2 separate regions of the Homo sapiens genome follow, and region 1 is linked to region 2. A link is an interaction called in ENCODE POLR2A ChIA-PET data of the cell type or tissue named here. Cell type or tissue: MCF 10A. All regions are shown on one strand. Each heading gives the region's core, and the rest is flanking DNA. Links, peaks and the distances in the headings are about the cores only.

What was found. Peaks named below come from ENCODE experiments on the same cell type or tissue, not always from the same donor. Only the 100,000 strongest peaks of a DNase experiment are listed, where the experiment ranks them.
Region 1: POLR2A ChIA-PET joins it to region 2 with 5 read pairs; 7 of 35 experiments call an interaction of 5 or more read pairs at or near these places.

Annotation. Positions count from the first base shown.
Region 1 is chr1:39,237,541-39,240,453 of GRCh38, reverse strand. The region is part of intron 2 of MACF1 (microtubule actin crosslinking factor 1); the gene reads right to left. Among named protein-coding and RNA genes, the nearest start is that of MACF1, 34 kb to the right of the region's middle. In MCF 10A, for the core only: no CTCF peak of the experiment used is centred there; no DNase peak of the experiment used is centred there.
Region 2 is chr1:39,115,446-39,118,358 of GRCh38, reverse strand. It overlaps a transcript of MACF1 not described here. Among named protein-coding and RNA genes, the nearest start is that of MACF1, 88 kb to the left of the region's middle. In MCF 10A, for the core only: no CTCF peak of the experiment used is centred there; a DNase peak (open chromatin) is centred at 1,308.

The DNA of each region.
Region 1 (2,913 bases), core at 189-2,688, 120 kb before region 2:
TAGAAAATCCAGAGTAAAGCCCAAGTCCAAATATAGGCCCATATGTAGACCTGAGAAGCATTTAGAGTGAAATTAAGCCCTAAAAAATCAGGTCCAGGCAAAGACAGCCACAAACCACTACCATATAGTCACATGTAGGCAACAAAGGTAACACTCCTTTCCTTAGCATCTAACCAGCACTACTTTGTCAATTTCTTAAATTAAACTCCACTGCCCGTCTCATTCTGGTATTTCCCATAGACATGAATACGCAAAAAGTATGAAGTTCCACCCAGTGATTAGGGAGCCAGTGAATTGACTCATGTGGCCAAAACAGAGGCTGTATAGGACAGAATACCTGGAATCAGTGCTACCCCATATTCAACTAGAGAGTCTCAAACAGAAATAGAGAAAGTGTAAGTGGGCCAGGTGTGGTGGCTCATGCCTGTAATCCTAGCACTCGGGAAGGCCAAAGATTCCTTGAGCACAGGAGTTTGAGACCAGCCTAGGGAACATAGGGATAACTTGTCTCTTAAAACAGAAAGACAGAAAGACGGACGGACGGAAGGAAGGAAGGAAGGGTTGGTTGTAAGCATTATTAAAAATTTGAAAACTTTTGCTGGTATATATGGAAATTTTATCTAAAATTCCAGGAAAGCCAGGGGCTTCTAGATTGCATATACAAAAATGGAAAGAACTGCTCTATCTGCTAGATTAAATACTGGGCTTTTCCTTTCTAACTACTAACCTGTGAAGTCAACAGGAACTGACCAGAAAAAGCATTTTTCTCCCTCCTAAGGAGTTCATACTTTCATGTTCTCTTTAGGGGGATACACTTTATCAGCTAACAGCACCCAGAGATATGGCATAGATAATTTAAATAAGACCTCATTTAGAAACCTAGATTTCTCTTTTTGATGGTTCTGGTATATAAGCAGAACCCTTACATATGTATGTTTACATTCTAAATTAGGTTGTTTATTTCAGATGCTTATATCCTTAACAAATCTCTTTTAAGATTGGATCAGAAGTGTTCTCAATAAGGAGGAATTAATTTGCTTATCCCAAAGTAAGCTGTTTCCCAAAAGGTTATCAGGGAATCCAAGAGATTCCAAGATCAACTAAATCTAGAAGTTGGGAGACCTGGTTTGTGGTGTTTTTTGTTTGTTTGTTTGTTTGTTTGTTTGTTTTTTTGAGACAGAGTCTCGCTCTGTCACCCACGCTGGAGTGCGGTGGCACGATCTCAGCTCACTGCAACCTCCATCTCCCGTGTTCAAGCGATTCTCCTGCCTCAGCCTCCCAAATAGCTGGGATTATAGGCGCCAGCCACCACTCCCAGCTAATTTTTGTATTTTTAGTAGAGATGGGGTTTCACCATGTTGGCCTGGCTGGTCTCGAACTCCTGACCTCAAGTGATCCACCCCCTCGGTCTCCCAGAGTGCTGGGATTACAGGCATGAACCACCATGCCTAGCCACCTGGTTGGTTTTGTCCTTACGTTGGTCTACCTGCCAAAGATGGCATTAATCTGGGGTGTACTTGGGGAGCAAAGCAAAGGATGCTTGAGTCGCAAAAAAAAATCTCAATCCCTAATTCTCAGCCCAAAATCAAATAATTCCAATTTAGAGCAATAACTCTGATTAGCAGTGAATCTCTCTCTGAAATATCCCAAGATGAGCAAATGTTATTGAAACTGTAAGGCTGGGGGCCTGGGAAGAGATGAAAAATCACCAAGGATTTAAGAAAAGCTTTGGCTGGCCTCCAATTTCTAACAATGCTATGATGTGTTCCTCTAGCTTCTCCCTCCCTGAGCTTCCTGTCATCACACAGCACTGAGGCAGAGGTCCAACAGGCAGCATCAGCTACAAACAGGCAGCAAGGAGCCAGAGCACTGGAATTCAACTACAAAGTTCAGGGGACAAGCTCAAGGTAGGATTGATTCAGTTCCTCCAACGGTTAGAGACAAAGTATGAAACAATCAGCTAGGGGCCAAACCCAAGGGCAGGGGCCACTCTTAGCTAAATCCCTCCCAGTGACTGCAATAGAACCCTCTGGGGAGCTCAGGAAGGGGTGTGCTAAGTTCTATAATATAAGCTGTCATATATTTGGCTCCTCTGTATCTCCCTCTTCCCTAGGAGACAAGTGTGAAGGAAGGAGCTTAGATAAGACAACCCCTCAAACCCATTCCCTCTCCAAGAGACCTACCCTCCACAGGCACAGGTCCCCAGATGAGAAGTCTGCTACCTTCATTTCTCATCTTTTTACTAAACTCAGAAGCGGTGACAGCAGTCAGGGACAGACGCACATTTCTCACACCTTCCCTTCATCTAAGAGATGACAGGGAAAACTGCAGTCAAAGCTCGGTGCTCCCTCTGGCAATTTTTAAATCCTTTTTTATTCCATGAGAAGTCGTTTTTAGGGAGAACGGGAGTTGAGACAAGCTGTATTTCAGAAATGCTGTCGTAATGGTTTTTAACACCTTTTACTCTTCTTACTGGTGCTATTTTGTAGAATAAGGAACAACATTGACAAGTTTTGTGGGGCTTTTTATATACTTTTTTAAAATCTCAAACTTCTATTTTTATGTTTAACGTTTTCATTAAAATTTTTTTGTAACTGGAGCCACAACGTAAGAAATAATGGGGAAAAAACTGCCTTGTTTCAACAGTTTTTGCTAATTTTTAGGCTGAAAGATGACGGATGCCTGGAGTTTACCTTACGTTTAATTAATATCAGTATTGTCTAAAAAAAAAAAAAGAATCAGCTGGGGGCATAGTTAGCAGGAAGAACAAGTAATTTTGATCAGAAGATTCATGATTGATTGATCCTTAGCTCCATCCCTCACTAGCTGTATCGTTTTGGCAAAGTCACTTCACTCCTCTAATTCTCATTTTCCCTAGCTGTTAAAATTAAGGGGATAAAACACCTTTACTTA
Region 2 (2,913 bases), core at 329-2,828:
ACTAACCAACAAAGGCTGGGACAAGTCCTACATTCTTCCCCTCTAGAGGTGACTCAGGCCAGGTCAGTTAGCTTCTTTCCCTACACTGACCCATGCTCAGGCTGCAGCTAGCTTTGGCTGCTGCTCTGTCTGTGGTGCTTGTGAGCACACGAATGTTTGTAGTAGGTCTGGAATAAATTTTCTCAAGTTACAAAGATAACTGTACCAGAAGAGCCAAGCCTTCCAGGCACTCTCCCTGCTGGAAACTGGAGCCTCCCATTTCAGTGACAGGTTACCACTAGAGAGCAAAGGTCCTGTTAGGATCCTGCCCCATATGTATAGATAATATGGCAAAAAGGTCCTGCATGACTAGAAAGGATATCAGAGAGAAATTACCTGGCATCAAAGGGCCACAGGTGGCAGCTCTCTGCCATCTTAGTTGGAGCTGAAGATGATCTGGTCTCTGTTAATCCTCTTCCTCACTGACTACATGTCTTTTTAGGATATCTTCTACTGTGAATATGATAGCTAAATGAGGAGCAATAATCCATTATTTGTTCAACCGCTTACACATTCTTTATTGTCTTTTGTCATTTGTAATGTGTATTATATACTGTAAATCCCTAGAGGACAGAGGGTTTATGAACTCTCAGTGTTATATACTATATTCTACATTCAAAGAGGCTCTTAACAGAGACATTTTTGCTGATGGTGATAACAATAGTAGAGGAAGTCTGTATACACAAAGGGGCATGCCCTGAAGTCAACCATTCATGGCAACAGGTGAAGCCACAGGCAAGGGACACCCAAGTACACACACACACACACACACACACACACACACACCTCTTGCAGGTTGAGAGACAAATTGCACTGGACAAGCCAAACCAGGGAGTGAAACAAGATCAAAGATTCTCCAAATTAGTGGAGACATACTTCCACTCCCCAGTGTGACTCATGGCAAGTTTATCTGATAAGAGTCCAGCTTCACAAAACAAGGAGCGCAAAACAAGGCACACTGTGGCGAACATGGCAATAAACAAACAAAGATGCGGAATGTGCCAATGGGAAAGAACTACATCAATTCTGAGCTGGCCCTAACACATTAGGAAATATCCTCTACACTGGAATAAAAGTGAAAAAAAACCAAGCAAGTAGAGGGCAAAGGGTAACTAATACTCTTTTTAGATATAAAGGTCAGATAAACTCTGAAGGACACTATCACATCTGAAAGGTGGTGGTTATATTGAACCTGTTAAGGTAAAGCAGGTAGGGCTCTGAGTCATGAGAACAAATCTATCTCCTTCATTGCCTGCCTGCCAAAATAAACAAGAAGGAGGCTGCATTTTCCACAACAGCCTCTCTGTCCAGTCTTGTAAACACCCAGGTCTTCACAAGCCTAGTACAAATTAACTACATAACCTTCATGGAAAGCAAAGCTCAACTGCCCTGGGGAGAGTAGTAAAGCTAACCTGTTAAGACTAATGAAGAAGCTAGGCCTGGAGTTCACTCATGGAGAGTGAGTGAATCCTCCACTATCCATGTCAGATAATGAGATGGGGATTAAAGACCACAAGTGAGGAAAGCCTCTCTCTATGTCAAGAGTCAAGATGTCCTGTCCAAAAGTCAAATTATCTCAACAAAAACTTAAGAATTAATTTCTGCATAGTATTTAGCTAAATGACAGGCAGGAATGCAAAAGTTACATATATGCTTCTTCCCAGAGGAGTAGACAATTTCACTGGGGAGCCAAAATACAAGCCAGCCAGAGAACAACAGTACAAACAATCAATAATCAAACTGATGCTACATTTTAAGACAAACTACAAGGACCCCATATTCTTCCGTCAAAACTATGCTGGAAAATTCTGATCCTAGATCAATCTACCTGTCTGCCTTGGAATCTATTACAATCAGGTTGTTGAGTGCTTCTAGGGCTAGAGGGAAAACACACACACATACACACACACACGTGCACACACACACACACACATACACACTCACCCCTTCTTTCCTTCCTCCTGACTCTCAGCAAATAACTTCACCTCCTACTTCATAGAGAGAGTATGAGCATCAGGAGAAATTCCCTCAAGTTCCTACACCTCTAACCAACCAACTTAATCACCTGCATTCTTATTTTTAACCCTCTGATCTTTCTAAAAGACACAACTTTTGACTCTAGAGCCCATGCTCCATCAATTTTTCTCCCCGTCTTTGAATTGTATTATATCTTCCTTCTCTACTGGCTCTTTCAAAACAGCACTTAAAATAAACATGCTCAAGTCTCTCCTGTGTTACAATACATAAACAAAACTCTCCCCACCCTTCTTCACCTGTCTTCCTCCTCTCTCTTCCTTCAAAGTCCAAGTTCCAAAGGTCACTGACTCCTCTTCTGCACTTTCCATTCACTTCCCACAACTCCACTGAAAATGTTCCAGTAGCAGTAACCTTTATTTTGGACATCTGTAGTCTTTGCCTTATTTGACCTCTGCATAATCTACAATGTGTGTCACACTCTCCTTGAAACTCACTTCTCTCCTGTTCCTCTTACCTTTCTGGCCACTCCCTTTCTGTGGACAATTTCCTTCAGGAGATCCTCTTTCTCTGCTTCTGACACCACTCTCCTGTTGGAGTTCCCCAGAGTTTTTGTCTCAATATACATACACTCCTAAAGCCAGCTCCTTCTCCCCTCCTATGGCTGTGGTTTGATAAGCTGATGACTCTCTCACCCTCTCACCTATCACTCTCCTAAGTTTCATGTTCATTACAACCAACTACCTCCTGGACATCTCTACCTAGCATCCCTCAGAAGCCTCGACCGCAATGTAACCTAAATTAAACTCAGTATCTTCTCGTGGACCATCACTGCCACCACTTCACAGAAAATAACCTTCCTCCTCTTATATTCTCTATTTTAGTTCATGACACGACCCA